2 separate regions of the Mus musculus genome follow, and region 2 is linked to region 1. The links are chromatin loops, found by intact Hi-C in ENCODE. Cell type or tissue: heart. All regions are shown on one strand.

The links. Peaks named below come from ENCODE experiments on the same cell type or tissue, not always from the same donor. Only the 100,000 strongest peaks of a DNase experiment are listed, where the experiment ranks them.
Region 2: a loop joins it to region 1, with 7 times the contacts of the local background. A loop is called at or near these places in 11 of 42 quality-filtered maps.

The regions. Positions count from the first base shown.
Region 1 is chr8:80,891,115-80,899,114 of GRCm38, forward strand. No RefSeq gene overlaps it. Among named protein-coding and RNA genes, the nearest start is that of Gab1, 15 kb to the left of the region's middle. In heart, a CTCF peak has its summit at 4,465; a DNase peak (open chromatin) is centred at 4,527; H3K4me3 peaks cover 269 bases; H3K27ac peaks cover 542 bases.
Region 2 is chr8:80,978,321-80,986,320 of GRCm38, forward strand. Usp38 (ubiquitin specific peptidase 38) reads right to left here. Exons shown (of 10, transcript NM_027554.2): 9 at 6,118-7,480; 10 at 2,413-3,660. The coding sequence ends at 3,499. It overlaps Gm31223 (predicted gene, 31223), which reads left to right. Exons shown (of 4, transcript NR_168642.1): 3 at 954-1,015; 4 at 1,894-2,183. Among named protein-coding and RNA genes, the nearest start is that of Usp38, 33 kb to the right of the region's middle. In heart, no CTCF peak of the experiment used is centred here; no DNase peak of the experiment used is centred here; H3K27ac peaks cover 292 bases.

The DNA.
Region 1 (8,000 bases):
CCCAGGAACCACATTTGTAATTCTGTCTGGTGTGCCCCAGGAACCACGGGGTGTTCTTATTTAAACTTCTTAACAATCCTTTAAGATAATAATTTCAGGGCTGGAGAGATGACTCAGCGCTTAAGAGTTATGGCTCTTCCTCAAGAGGTCCTGAATTCAATTCTCAGCAACCACATGGCTCACAACCATCTGTAATAGGATCTGATGCCCTCCTTCTCTGGTGTGTCCGAGGAGAACCATAATGTACTCACATACATAGAATGAATAAATCTTTTTTTAAAAAAGATAATCATTTCAGGGCTGGGAGAGGGCTAAGTGGGTGAAGGGGCTCTCTACTCAAGCCTGATGACTTGAATTCAGAACCCTAGAACTCACGTAAAAGCCAGAAGAGAAAAAAAATTAGCTGGCATGTGTTGGAAACTTCTACAAGATGGCAGGTACAGACAGGAGAATGCGCTGAAAGTTTACATTGCCACCTAACTGTAGTACCTATCACAGTGACAGACAAAGAGAGACCCTGCCTCAAATTATGTGGAAGGTAAGAAATGATGCCTGGTGTTGTTCTCTAACCTTTGTAGTGCATACACACATACACCCACTGCACCCCCCCCATAAACACACATAAGCATACACTTATACACACACACATATACCCACCGCCCCGCACACACACATATAAACATACACACATACACCCACCACCCATACACACACATAAGCACACACATATACATATATACATATACCCACTGCCCCCCCACATACACACACATATACATACACACATACACCCACAGCCCCCCACATAAGCACACACATATGCATACACACATACACCCACCGCCCCACACATACACATAAGCACATACATATACATACACACATATACCCACCGCCCCCCCCACATAAGCACACACACATAAGTGCACACATATACATACACAAATATACATACACACATACACCCACCACCCCCTACACATAAGCACACACACATACATACACACATGTATAAAACTAACAAAATAACACATTTTAAAAACTAGATAATTTTAAAATCCTATCTATGGTTATTGAAAATACAAAGTGTGTGTGACTTTCCTTTGAGCAGTTTACACTCATACTGCTCCCTCCCTATTCTCTCCCTGAAGGCCTCCCTCCCTGTCATCGTCTCACACAGGGTTTCTGTCCCTTTTGATAAGCCACAGTCCTGTTTCATCTTGCTCATTCCTCAACTCCGTTTTGATTCAGCTTCACCTGGATCTCTAGAAAGAACTCTTACGACTGCTGCAGGAAGCTGTGCGTGTCATGTCCCTGATGGCACTGATGCGTAGAATGCTACAGCACTGATGACATGTCCTGCTGACATGAGGACAGACAGACTGCTGACATGGGGGCAGACAGACTGCTGAAACAGAATAGAGTCAAGAAACAGACTCACACAGATAGGCTCATTGATTTTGACAAAAGCTTATAGCCAATTCAAAGGGAAGAATTGAAGATCTTTTCAAGGATTGATCCTGAAACAATTAGCCATACAGTGCAAACTTCGATCCATGCCTTGAAGCACATGCACGAGTGTGCTCTCAGTCTATCACAGATCTAAGTATAAAACTCAGTTCAAAAACCAACCTTTGAGAGGAAGATGCAAATTTAAATCTCTACCATGTGCAATGAGGCAAAGATATTCTGTATTAGAAGTCCTCTCTCTGTCTCTGTCTCTGTCTCTGTCTCTGTCTGTCTGTCTGTCTGTCTGTCTGTCTGTCTCTCACACACACAGAGACAGACAGACAGACAGACAGACAGACAGACAGACACAGAGAGAGACAGAGAAAGAGGAATTGATATGTCTAAAAATCAAGAATCTTTGTCTTCCATCAAACTGTTGAGGGAATGGAAAAGTTAAACCACAAACTAAAAATAAATCTACAAATTCACCTAATAAAAAGATGGTGCCCAGAATAAGAACTCAATAACAGGAACACAACCCAATTCAAATGGGTAAGATTTGTACAGATCACCAAAACTAGACTACAAACACATTAAAAGGTATACCCCAAACCTCTGGTCACTAGGAAGATTCAATCTAAAGTCAAATGAGATGTTATTGTGCACGTATTAGAATGTCTGGAAAGACTGACCATGGTAAGTGCTCATGAGAAGACTGAACAACTCTTGTACACTATTTGTGGAAATGTGGAATGGAAAGTGTTTTGTCAGTTTCTAATAAAGTTACAAACATATGGCCTGGTCATCCCTCTCCCAACTATCCACCAGAGCTAAGCTTACACAGAGACTTGTACATAAAGTTCTGTTGTCTTCATCTTTAAAAATCTTTTAAACTTTTTAAAATCTAAAAAAGTATATTGTATATAATATATCCTATTATATGGTATATGATATATAATATATCACATATTAATATATAATATAACATATACTATATATAAACATTTATTTAGTGTGAGTGTGCATACAAGCATTTACATACATGCCATGCCATGCCATGCCTGTGTCTGTGTGTGCACATGAGCACATACACACATGCCATGCTATGTGCAGTCTGAAAGATAACTTGCAGATGTTGCTTCTCTCTGTCTTCTTGTGGGTCATAGGAATCAAACTCAAGTGGCAGTGCTGAGAAGTCTTGCTAGCCTTGTGGCTTTTGGCCTTAAGAAGCTTCCAGAAGGAAACAGTCTAAATATCTACCAACAGGTTAAGAAGTAAGGCTCGCGGGTTTGAGGAAGCTACCTCAGTTAATGGAGTGTTTGTCTCACATGCATTAAGTCCTGGCTCTGGTACACAGCAATAAATACAGAGGTGGACATGTGGTAGGAACCCACTCAGAAAGGAGAACCCAAGTTCAAGGTCTTCCTTAGCTATATAGCAAGAAGCCAGTCTGGGCTACACAAGACCTTGTCTCAAAAAGAGAAGGATGATAAGCTAGAGAGGAAAGAGAAGGTAGGTAAGTTGTTTCTTTGGTGCATTTACAGAACAGACTCTGCTCAATAATGAAACAGAATAACCTAGAGATATACAGAAAGACATCAGTGATTCTTCAAACCTTTACACTTAATGAAGAAGCCAGACAAAGGTAAAGACATACCAGGGGCTGGAGAGATGGCTCAGCCGGTAAGAGCACTGACTGCTCTTCCAAAGGTCCTGAGTTCAAATCCCAGCAACCACAGGATGGCTCACATACATCTGTAACGAGACCTGGGGACCTCTTCTGGTGTGTCTGAAGACAGCTACAGTGTACTTACATATAACAAATAAATAAATCATGGGGCCGGAGTGAGCAGGGCGGAGTGAGCAGAGGTCCTGAGTTCAATTCCCAACAATCACATGATGGCTCACAACCATCTGTACAGCTAGTGTACTCATTAAATAAATAAATAAATAAATAAATAAATAAATAAATAAATAAATAAACAAATAAATCTCTTTTTTAAAAAAGATAAAGATGTGCCACACAGTATCTCTTAACGAGTTTCTGACAGAGGTACCATCAGTAGTTGCTTGGGTTGGGGGTGATACGTATGCTCACTACCTTTATCTGAGACAGAGGCTCACAACATGACCTAGGCTAGCCTTGACAATCCTCCTGTCTCCATTTCCCCATTGCTGGGATTACTCATGTATTACCACACCTGCCATGTTCCCTATCTTGACTGTGGTAATGGTTTCATGTGTACATGTGCCAAAATATATCAAATTATATATCTTTTCCCACATCAAGTGCACTTAAACAAAATTCTTTAAACAAACAAACGAAAACAAAACAAAAAACAAACAAACTCAAAGCTATGGACAGATAAGACGGCATAGCTGGGAAAGGTGCTTGCCACCAGGACCACGAGTTCCTTCCTGTCCCCATTCAGTGGAACCCACTCGCACAAGTTGTCCTCTGGCCTCCATATTTGTGTGGTGGCATGTACCCCTGCCAAACAAACAAACAGTGGCCAACTGGATTGGAAAAACAGTGGAGGGTTTCAACAAGAATTTTAGGAAAAGCTTTTCTGTGATGAAGACTGGGCGCTTTCAGGAGCCTAGAGAGAGAGCAGGAGTCTCTAAGGCTGATACTGGGGTTTGTTTCATTTTGGAAATGCGTTCAGCTTCTTATTTGTGCACGTTTGCTTTTGTGCTACATTTTCTACCAAAAGGCTTATTTCTACCAAAAACTACGCTCTCGCATCTGCCCTCCTGGTGTGGAATTTTGCAAGAGGAGCCTCAGCTCCGTTTCAGGGTAGGTCTCTCCTGCTCTGGGAGATGAAGCCTCTCCCAGTGCTTTTCCAGGTGGTAGAAATTTTTTCTTCAGAAGTTTCTCAGAAAGCTGTTTATTATTTTTATAAGTGAGGGCTGTGCCTATTTTAGCTTCAAAGAAATCGGCAACCTCTTCCAGACAGGAAATTGCTTGGGAGATGCAATTAGATTGTTCGGAACGCTAATGCAGTTAGATTCCAGTGGGCGGTGCTTTGGCACTAGCCAATTCAGACCTCCTCATGCCTCTTTCCCTGGGAACTGTCTCTCTTCCCAAGCTCACGGAGTGGACTGTTGGTCATGATTTTCCTCCCTCACGCTGCTGTGAGCTGTGGGAAACAATTGATAATCTGGGCTGGGAAAATCAGATTTGTTCTGGAAGAGTTTTGAATTGGAACAGAGGTTTCAATTAGTTCCTGATGGCCTCAGAGCTGGGGGACCTTGTAACTCTCCAGAAAGGAGCAATGAGGGGTTTGGTGAGGGCCTAAGGTGTCATGAAGCACGAGAAAGACTGAGCCACGTGCCTTCAGCCTCCTCAGGGACCCCAGCAGAGGCTTTGTAGTCCCTGCGATGGCACGTGCTGAAAAGTGCTTTTTGGTGTAATGAACATAAAGTGGACTTTCAAAGATCCTTGGTGGGCGCAAATGGAAATGAAGTCCGCAGTGGTACATGCTTCCAGTCCCTGCTACCCAGCAGGTTGAGGCAGGAGCCTGTGGGTTTGAGGTCAGCCTGAGCAACATAGTTAGGCCCTGCCTCAGAAGTAATAAATGAAGAAAATAGTTCAAAATAAGCTAAAATTTGGCGCTTGGTAGAAGGCAAGAGTCCTGCTGGTATTGTTCTGAGATTTGCTGTAAAACTTCAAGCTACCCAAGCCAAGCTCCACCCTCATTTTAGGAATTCCTTTGCTATCCGGGGTTTTTTTTTTTTTTTTTCCCTTCTCCACCCCTTTTCTTTTTTCAGTTTTGCATTCTGGCTCTTCCTTCCGTCTGTCCTCCAGTAAATATCCATCAAGATTTTTCTATTAGCCAGGCATGATTCGAAGTACTTGGCATTAAGCAAGTCAGACAAAAATGTATTTATTTACATATTATTTTTTGACAGGGGGCCTTATGTAGCCTAGGCTGTCCTTGAACTCATTCTTATCTGAGGATGACGTCTAACTTCTGATACTCCTGCCTTTATTTACTGTATAAGGCCTGGTGTTGCACTGAGAGACGGTATCGCATCTTGCCCAGTTTATGCAGTGCTGTGGATGGATCCCAGGACTTAATGCATGCTAGGCAAGCATTTGATTAACTGGGCTCAGTTTCCAGCTCCTTGACCCAATACAAAAAATCATAAATTGGACCAGTGAGGTGACTCCTCTGATAAAGGGGCTTACTGGCCTCAAGCAAGCCAGAGGCCCTGCTTCCTGGGATACATGCACATGTGGAAGGTGAGATCCAGTTCTACCAAGGGAAGTTTTCACCTTGAAACACAGATGTGTAAGCCATTCTCTAATATTCTTGCTTATTACAATTTCCCTTACTGGAACATAAAAATTCCTCCATCAAGGCAGAAGATTTACTGTTGTTGTAATCACTATTATCTTTATTCGTGTGTGTATGTACATGATCAGGGGTACACAATACCATAATCACATACATAAAATCCTTTGAAGGAAATAGCCAGTTGAGTAAGGACCATGGTCATGTGTGAGGGGTCCTGCCTCCCTGGGAACATGCCCTTGGTGAGACATGAACTTAAAGTGCTGAGGAATCAGAGTCTGCAGGAGAGGGAGCTGAAGGGGAAGAGACTGGGGGCTTAATGAGGGCCAACCCATATGGGGTCACTGAGCCAAATCCAGGTGTGTGTGTGTGTGTGTGTGTGTGTGTGTGTGTGTGAACAAAAGAGTGTCAGACTCGTTGGAGCTGGAGTTATAGCTGACTGTGGTCCACCTGACATGACATGGGTGCTGTGAACTGAAGTCAGGTCCTCTCCGTGAGCAGCAAGTGTTCTTAAACCACACTCAGTCTGGCGCTTTCTCTGGCTGAGAAGCCTTCCTTCATAGGCTTCTAGGCAAACAGACTTGTATTTTAAAATAACTGGCTTCTGCTTTGAGAATAGACTTCAAGCCAGGCAATGGTGGCTCATGCCTTTAATTCCAGCACTTGGGAGGCAGAGGCAGGTGGATTTCTGAGTTCGAGGCCAGCCTACTCTACAGAGTGAGTTCCAGGACAGCCAGGGCTACACAGAGAAACCCTGTCTCGGGAAAATAAAAAGAATAGACTTCGAAGGGCCAGGATATATTAAGATACAATGAATAACTGTAGTTCCTAATTAATAAATGAATACATAACACAAATAATTAGGTAATTCTTAAGATATCTGGTACCATATAATCTGTTTTTGTCCTAAACTCTGAAGCAGCTTGGAATTAACCATTTTGATAATTGTCTAATTCACATTTAATTTGGGTGTATGTGTGCCTGGTGTATGGCTCTTTCTATGTACATGCGCACACATATGACCCAATGAAGGCAGAAGAGGTATCAGATCCCCTGGAGCTGGAGTTACAGGCAGTTGTGAGCTTCCTGATTTGTGTGCTTTGAACTGAACTCAGGCAGTCTGCAGGAGCATCAACTGCTTTTAACCACTAAGCCATCTTTCCAGACCCATTGCTGCCTTTGCTAAAAAAAAAATAAATAAATAAAAAACAAAAAATTATATTTTTAATATGCATGCGTGCGTGTCTAACTTCTCAAAGGGGCCTTGATGGCCAAAAAAGTTGAGGTCTGGGGACTTTGCTTGCCATGGTTCAGGTGCAGAGGAGGATTTCAAGTAGCCATGCTATTCTGGGATACTCTAGGCACCTGGCTCCCACCTATATGAGGCAGAATCAGTTTGTTGGCATATAAAGCAGGAACTGAAGGCTTGCCCATTTCTGGAAGACAAAGGTCTGGAGGAAGCCGTGTCACACAGACAAAGTAATCCCATTGCTGTTTGTCCTGCTGCTGGTTCAATTCCCTACTCTAACCCTTACGAAGCTCACTCCACCATGTTTTTAACTTGGATCCTCTGCGACACTCCTGTTTCCAGGGGGTCACAGAATATTTAAAGTCAGTACAGAGTCAAAGTCAATGTCAAAGATCAACAGCTCACTACCCTGTGCATCTCACCTCACTGGCAGCCTGGAGAGGTGTCAAATGCCCACCCTTGCCTAAGCCACCTGGACTATCTGTAGGGACAGAAGAGGTTTAATTGGCAGAGTCACTGCTCTGGCTGAGCAGTTGTCCTGGAGATTCAGACTGCCCTGTCTTAGTCTGACACTCATGTTCCTATGACTATCAATGATTACATTTTTGGCTTGTGGTGGTCTATGTTAACTATCAAGTTCATAGAATCTAGACTCATCTGGAAGATGGGCCTCTGGGCATGTCTGTGCGAAGCTTATCTTGTGTTAAAGTGGCAAGACCTGCCCATTGTAGATGGCGACCTTCCCTGGTGGGCTCTGTGAGGAAGGAAGCTGAGCTGTGAAGGTATTCATCACCCTTGGTCTCCTGGTTAGAGATGTGATATGCTTGCCTGCCTCCAGTGCCTGCTGCCCTGACTTTCCTGCCATGATGGGCTGTACTCTTGAATCAGGATAAACCTGTACTTGCTTTTGTCTCACAGCAACTGAAATGTAACCAGGACACAACGGTTACAGTTTGAATCTGAAGTATCTCCTGCATGCTCATGGGTTGAACACTTGTTCCTTG
Region 2 (8,000 bases), 87 kb after region 1:
TAGAGTATATAGACAATACTATGTAACGTATACATCTTGAACAAAAGAAGTAGCGAAGTGGTGACTTCAGGTAACTGGACAAGTTGTACCATTTTTTTTTTTTTTAAAATGGTGCTGGGCACAGAAAGAGCATCCAATCCTCATGTATAGCAGGACAGCACTTAAGGGCTAGTATGTGAAAAGAAAATATTTCTGTAGATAACACCATCATAAAATGTGGGAAGCCACATGTACCGTTGCTGAGTGGCACTGACTACTGCTGGCCACCATGCATAAGATTGGACAAACAACCTATGTGTACATATGCAGTAAAGTTTTTTGCAAAGACACTGCCTGGCCCAGGCATGATAATGAGGTTCTGTAAGGTATTGAGAGTATAACCAATCAGATGTGAGACATGCAAATGATGCATGATAATGAGGTTCTGTAAGGTACTAAGAGAGTAACCAATCGGATGTGAGACATGCAAATGAGGTATGATAATGAGGCTCTGTGAGGTACTGAGAGAGAGTAGCCAATCAGATGAGGAACATGCAAATGAGGCTTAGTGCATAACCAATCCGGGTATGAGACACGCCTCTCCTAGGCCTATAAAAGCAGCACCAGTTCTGGGCTCGAAGTCTTTTCGCCTCTGCAATCAAGCTCTCCCAATAAACGTGTGCAGAAGGATCCTGTTGCAGCGTCGTTCTTCCTGGCCAGTCGAGCAGCGCGCGCAAGAATAAAAGAACAGTTAAATGAGCAGAGAAAACCACACTTTCCCTCCTGCTGTGTGAATGCATGTGGTGTGTGGAGCCCAGCACACGGCTTGTAGAAGCTGGCGCTCTCTCCACCATGTGGCTCCTGAGGACTGACGTCAGGTCCTCAAGTCTCACTCACATCAGGCACTCTTTACACAGACTTATCTCATTGGTTCTCCACATTACAGATTTAAGAATCATTTTTTTTCTTCTCAGGTGTGATTTAATGAGCTGCTTGAAACTGTCAGAAGGATCTCAGTACTTCTAAGACACAATGAGTGAGTATTGTGTCTCTACCCAGTGATTCTAATGACATCTGAAGTCATAGTTTTTGGCTATTCAAATGAGCTTGATGCTTGATGAGTGAGCCGGGACCATTCCTCCAAGTGGCTATGTAAATGTTAGGAGTCAGACATTATTCCACCCACTAGTGGACATATTAGATAGACTTGCCAGCCCTATATATATTTTTTTCTTCCTTGCATATTATTATCATTAGGGGAAAATATCTAACTTTTTGCAATGTACCAAGAGACATCTTTTAGAGGCACAGACCGACATGTGCAGTTTTACCTTTTGGTTTCTAGTGAAGCCTGTTCTCTTTAGCAGTAATGGGCAATTTCATTTGAGCTGATTGTCTTCAACAAAATAACAATGGTCCTCTGGTTACCCTTAACATGAAACGTTAGCAAGAGTTGTAAGAAGCATGGGACAAACATGGTGGCACAGGAGAAGAGGACGCCTTGTGTTAGTGTAAATAAGGCAGCAGTAAGTACCAGATATGAGGGCAGAGCAGTTCAGCTGGGTGGACTTCTCAATGGGGCTCCCTCCAGTGCCAAACATAGCAAACTCAGCAAGCCATTAGTGTACTACATTTCTGATCTTAAAAGAAAGCCCTCAACTTTGGTATTGGTTAGCCAATGAAAATTTGAACAATCCTAGCATTATCATTAAAATTTAAACTTTCTCATATGCAATTCAATACTGATTGACACATAAAGCCCTTGAAATATTTGAGAGTCCCAGGTATAGCTGGAGGCTTACTGCCTTTGTGGATGCTCTAGAAGCACCAAGTGCTGATTGAATTATCAATTTCAGCAAATGCTAAGACTGACTCAATTTGGTTACCATTCTGCCTGTCGTTAACTGAACACAGGGTAACTCAGGAAAGCACCCTCAAGACTGGCGGAGGCCCACAGGCTCACCCACTCACAGGAAGAGCAACTGGCATTCATCAGTGAAGTATTCCCAGCTCTGAACGGCCTACTTTCTGAATCCTCCTGGTAACTGGAGACAGGTCAGGGCTGGGGGCAGCAGGACGAAGATGAGGAGCTGTTTTTAATTACTGCCACAAATGCTTGGGAAAAAGATAAACCTTAAGCCACCAAAGACCATTATTTCCTTAAAGTGTTTTCATAATAAATGTGACTGATCTTCAGAACAATACATGGGCATGGATGTGCTAAAATGGCCAGGAAGACGGATCTTTGGGACAATGCTTGAGTACTATATAGTCAAGTCCCAGGAGGACTGACATGTTTCCAATTTCCTGCTACAACACACACATATGTACGTGCGCGCGTGCAAAAAACACCCACCTAAACACCTAAACACCCACCTAAATAGCAAACACCCCAGGATCAAAAAGGAAAACCAAAACAGGACAGTAGGGAAGTGAGGTGTGGCATTTTAATATTTCATGAAGCAGATTATATTTTATGTGTAAGGCATGTGTCTCAAAGGAAAAAAATCCAAATATACAACTCTAAAAATGTTATCAATGTTTAATGTGAAGATTAAGTAACAAATCAATTAAAGATTTTTTACTTAAACTAGCTTCATTTCCTCCGAATTTTTCTAAGAGTTAGAAATTTACCATTACACTTACTAGTTTAGAACCACCAGATCTTACTTCTGAAATATCTAATACCTTAAAAAATTATAATTTTAATGTTAGCACAAAATTCCTTCCTAACGCTTTGTTTTAGAAAACTTTCCGCCGCAGCCAAAGAGAACCTATTTTTGAATTACAGTACTGCAAGGCACATTCAGAGACTCACCTCCTTTAAAACACATAGGAGATACACTCCCTGAAACAGGATTTTAAAGTCCTTGGACAACTGGAAATCCTACAAAGTTCAGTTAAAACCCCTGCCCTCTGGCGTCATGCACCTTGTGTGAATTCACTTGCCACGTGTGTAAATGACACTTGTTCCTGAATCTGGAGTGCAACGCCGAGGACAGCGGAGACAGCAGCCCAGAGACTGGCAGCTGGGGTGGAAGGTGCTATCGCCTCCAGAGACTCACCATCTCTACTATTTTCAAAGACTTGAATTTAATATTGGGGTAATTATACCAGAAATAAGAATTTCATTTTTCTTAAGATATATCTAGCATCAATTTTTGTACAAAGAATGATAAGTGAATTATTTTGTTCAGTACAACTGAAAATACACCATTTAAATCCTTCTACCAAATTTAATGCAGCTTAATTAGGGAGCAGGTATGCCTTTTCCTCTAAATACTTGTGGCCAAACATGTCTAACTGTAACTGCAAATGAGTTTAAGAGGTAGATTTTTTTTTTCCATGATGAATTTTTGTCAAGAAAATAAAAACAACCACTGAGTATATTTTCTTAAAGTATTCGGGTCTAATGAAAAGAAAAATAAAAGATAGATATGCTATAGGTTACAGCCTGACATTTTAACAGCCACAGTATTGGATGTTTTGTGACCAGATACATTTTCAGTTCTCTCAGGGTCAAAATACGAGTCTGCCAACTGTATTGAAGCCTCCTCCACCGCCCCCACCAGTTGGCCCACAGCTTCCTGGTGGGTCATTGTCATCAAATCCATTGGGTCGGAACGAACAGGAAGCAGATGCAGCTTGCAGGGCCCGGGCTCGAGCATTCAATTCTTGTTCCTAAAATTCAAAGTAATGTTTATAAAATTAATTTGCTAAGTAGAATGGATGAGTATGGCGCGCACACACACCTTCTCAAACTGTGTTAGTCTCTACCAAGCAAGCATACTTCATTTCAAAACTCTGACACCAAGACATGCACATGTCTTTAATCCCAGTACTCAGGAGGAAGAGACAGGTGATCTTTGAGGACAGCCTCATCAACAGAGATTTCTAGGACATCTGGGGCTACACAGAGAAACCCTGTTTGAAAAAAACTAAACAAAATAAAATAAAATAAAATAAAATAAAAACTGACATCTATCTTTGCTATCTCCCACTAAAGTACATAGTTACCTTTGGAGGCAGAGAGGACAAATTCCTCACGTAACTGTAGTAACAAATAAATACTTTACAACAGAGGAGGGTCAACTCCTGTGAAACATCTAGTACAAAAGGAATGGAATTCTTCAACCCATTTTATTAGTGTGTGAGTATGACAGGTTGGAAATGATGCCTGAAGTTCCCCTCTACTGCTTCCTGAGGTTAGAGAGTCAGGCAGATTTGGAGGAACAGCAGTAAGTAAGTGAGGCCTATCTCTGTACAGAACTCTCCCCACTAGTTTATTTGAAAGTTTCCCAGGAAATCAATGATGTTTGCCTATGTGTCAAGTACATGTCAGATGCTTAATAAAGACTAATGCTCTTATTTTAGAACATCATTAGTTACTGGGAAGCTGAGATGGCCTAATGATGAGTTCCACATTTGGAGCCCACATGGTAGAAGAACTGACTCCCACAAACTTCTCTTTCTTCTACATGTGAACAACATGTATGCACACACATACTCATTCAAAAAAATGTATAATTAAAATCATTATTCAGTTTTACAAAGCGCATCTGTGAATAAATAACGGCAGAATCACAAGGTAGGGTGCAAAACTGGCCCTAAATCAACAATGAGAAGAATGGCTGCTCATGGTCAAATGCCACATGGCTCGAAGAGATGGGTAAGCCAGAGCAATCTGTGGACTTGGACTGTATCCAAGGAGGAGTAGCTGTGGTTATATAATGTGCCTGCCAGCTCAATTGTGGAAACCAGCCAGCTTCTCATCTGATAAACATTGTAACATTGATAATCTGTTTTCTTCAGAAGGAAGGGCATACCGGGCCTTGTAGTATACTACATTTTTTTTATACATCTTCCTATTTTGTCTTAGTGCTCTGTTCTTCTCACAACCTCCAACCTTCAAATACTGTGATCTGTAAGGCTGAGTGACACAGGCAAGGAAGAGATGACCCGATACATTCTATTTCTTTTACCTGGATATTAAGCCATCTGCATAAGTGTTAATGGTAAGTCAGTCTAGTTCTAATATTCTAATTATTTTGCTAAGTTAATTTTTGTAACACTAGAACACTGCCATACCCCTTTTAAAATGTATCATGTATCATCCTTTAGATAGTTTGTAATTCAGTACATTTGAAAGCCTTTGAATAGCCCTGTAATTTCATTTATAAGTTACTGTGGTTCCTTTTCTGTTTTGTGGACAAGGTCTCCTTAGGTGTCACATGCCAGCCTCCAACTGGCAATCAATCTTCCTGCCTCCAGTCCCTTCCTGTTTGACTTGCTGGCATGCCCCATCACACCTAGCTTCTGGTGGCTCTTTTTGTTGATAGAAAGTTGAGAAATTTCTCTCTCTCTCTCTCATACATATACACAAAACCAAACAAATTTGAGGACCAATTAACATCAAAGGAAGTAGTTTCTTGAAAAGGACATACTCTTGACAAAGCCCTCTCATGAAACTTTTGCTCCATAGCTTTTCCTCAGTAAATGTTCTTTATTCCTTGGCTCTGTGGTAAATCTTTGAAGAACACAAACATCCTTCACATTTTCATTAAATTCTTTATCTGATTCATCTGAATGTTAATACATTTTCCTTAAAATATGGACAAAAAGAGCCTGCAGGAGTTAAAGTTCAGCCTGTTTGCTGTGCAGGCCTAAGGGTCTGTGTTCAATAGAACCCATGGAGGTGGATGGAAAGAACTGACTGTACAGTTGCCTCTGACCTCCATGGCTGTACCACACCCCACAATAAAAACGGAAAAAAACTCCAAACAAACAAAAAACAAAAAACCCCTCTTTTGCGGGTAGGAGGAACTGAGGGGCAGGAGGAAACAGAACATTGCATCAAGTTTCTGTTTCTATATGGCATGATTTGATAATACTTTGTAACTAACATGACATCATTTGCAGTTATAAACAACTGAGGCACAGCTTTGCAATTAAAAATAAAGTCTTATATATTGCAGATAACCGGCAATATTTCATACTATATGTATGACGAGTGGAAATACATACATCCAATCTTAGGCTTCAGTATCCTTGGAAAATGTGTCAACTTTAAAGTTAGACCATTGGATTAAGTCTGTTACTCAGTACTGTTCAGAAATGCTATCTATGCTTGCAACTCACCTGCAAATACAGCTTGTTGTCCTTTGTTATGGCATCCATCAGCTCTTTCTGTAGGGGTGGATCTCCATTGGCCCAGACACCACTGGCTGGATTGTCACTGTCTATGCCATTAGCTCTGCTTTGTTTTTTGTACAAAAGCACATAAGCTGTGTCTTTTGGAAACCTACTTGTGATTTTCTGAACTGACTGAAATGAAGTAAATGTCACCCTGCTGTCATTAAATAAAAACCACTCTTGTGACATTTCCTTATTTTCCAAGTCCTGTTCAATGACTGTATTGGGGCTTTCTACCCCTAGTAAACAACTCTGGGAGGGTGCTAATGCCAGACTTTCAGACTGGGGGCACATCTGGTATGAAGACTCTGTACCTGTGATGTTTCTGGCATAAGAGTAGTAATGGCCACTCTCAGAGGACACACCAGAGTGCACAACAACAGAACTTAATAGGTAGGGCACTAATTTGGGGCAGAAAGCTTCTTCAGTCCCAGAAGGTTTTAATTTTTTAGGTAGGTTCTCATTAATATCAGTGAAGTCAACATCTACAGACCAACTCTGGGACAAGGAAGAGAAGGAAGCAGTTCTTTTAACTGGCAACTCCAAAACCAGAGGCAGTGACACATTGTCTAAAATTTTTCTTCTCACATGGTACTTCTGATCGTAGGAGAATCTCAGGAGCGTAAGGATAAGATACTCAGGCTCCTCCGTGATTTGCATAGTTTTCTCTGCGTTCTGTAGAGAGGCACAGCTTTCACAGTAGTATTGGTTCTCCCCAGTAAGAACCTCTGGAGCCAGAAAGTAGTTTAGTAAGTCAGTCACTGAAGTTGTGCTTTCACCTCCTGGGTTCTGAGGTACATCTTTACTGATGAGAATCTTTGCAGATTCTTCAGGGACAGAAGAGCTTTCAGCACAGTGAAACTCAACAGGAGGACTGCCTAATACTCTTTGATTCACAACTGAGTCGCAGACAAAGGCAGCTGTTGCTGGATTATAAACTACTGGCTCTTCTTCTGGGTCAGCGACACTGGTTTGCATTAGCCCATCATCTTGAGCACTGGGTAACGAAGCTGTATCTTGGAAAGACAGGTCTTCCACAGAAGGGCTAGGACAAAAGGCTAGCGAAAGATCTGTGAAGGCTTCAACTTTGTGTGAGGTACTCCCACAGTTTAGGCAGCAGATGTGAGTCCGTAGCTTCCCTCCAAACATTTTCTCTATTAGAGTCTTCTCACTGTCACCTGTACCAGGAGACTCTGTGGGCACTGCTACCTTACTGGTCACCTCTTGTAAACAAGTTTCAGCACAGTCCAGACCTTCCGAAGGCTTATGTGAGGACTGAACTCGCAAGATCTTTTCTTCTTCATGGAGTCTGCAAGAGGGTATATTTTTACACAGCCAAGATTAATGGTATTTATGTTTGAGATCTTGGTAGCTTATAAACATGTTAATTCAATCAAGTAAAAGGCTTAAAGTCGTTTTCTCCTCCTTTATGCAAGAGTGTGAATAGTTATAGGAAAGGCCATAAAGAGCATGCTCGCTTTCCACACACACTCAGCTCACATCCCCTGCGCTGTTATACAGCGCGCACACCAAGCTGCAGTCAGCCACACGCACAGTCTGCCTCACACAGCTCCCTCTGCTTGACATCTCACAGCCTAGCACCAAGAAAGCAATACTACACTGAGGAAGGCAGGAAGGCAGGAAGGAAGGCAGGGAGGCAGGAAGGCAGGCAGGGAGGAAGGAAGGCAGGCAGGAAGGCAGGCAGGCAGGAAGGCAGGCAGGCAGGCAAGAAGGCAGGCAGGCAAGAAGGCAGGCAGGCAAGAAGGCAGGAAGGCAGGAAGGAAGGCAGGAAGGCAGGCAGGCAAGAAGGCAGGAAAGAAGGCAGGAAG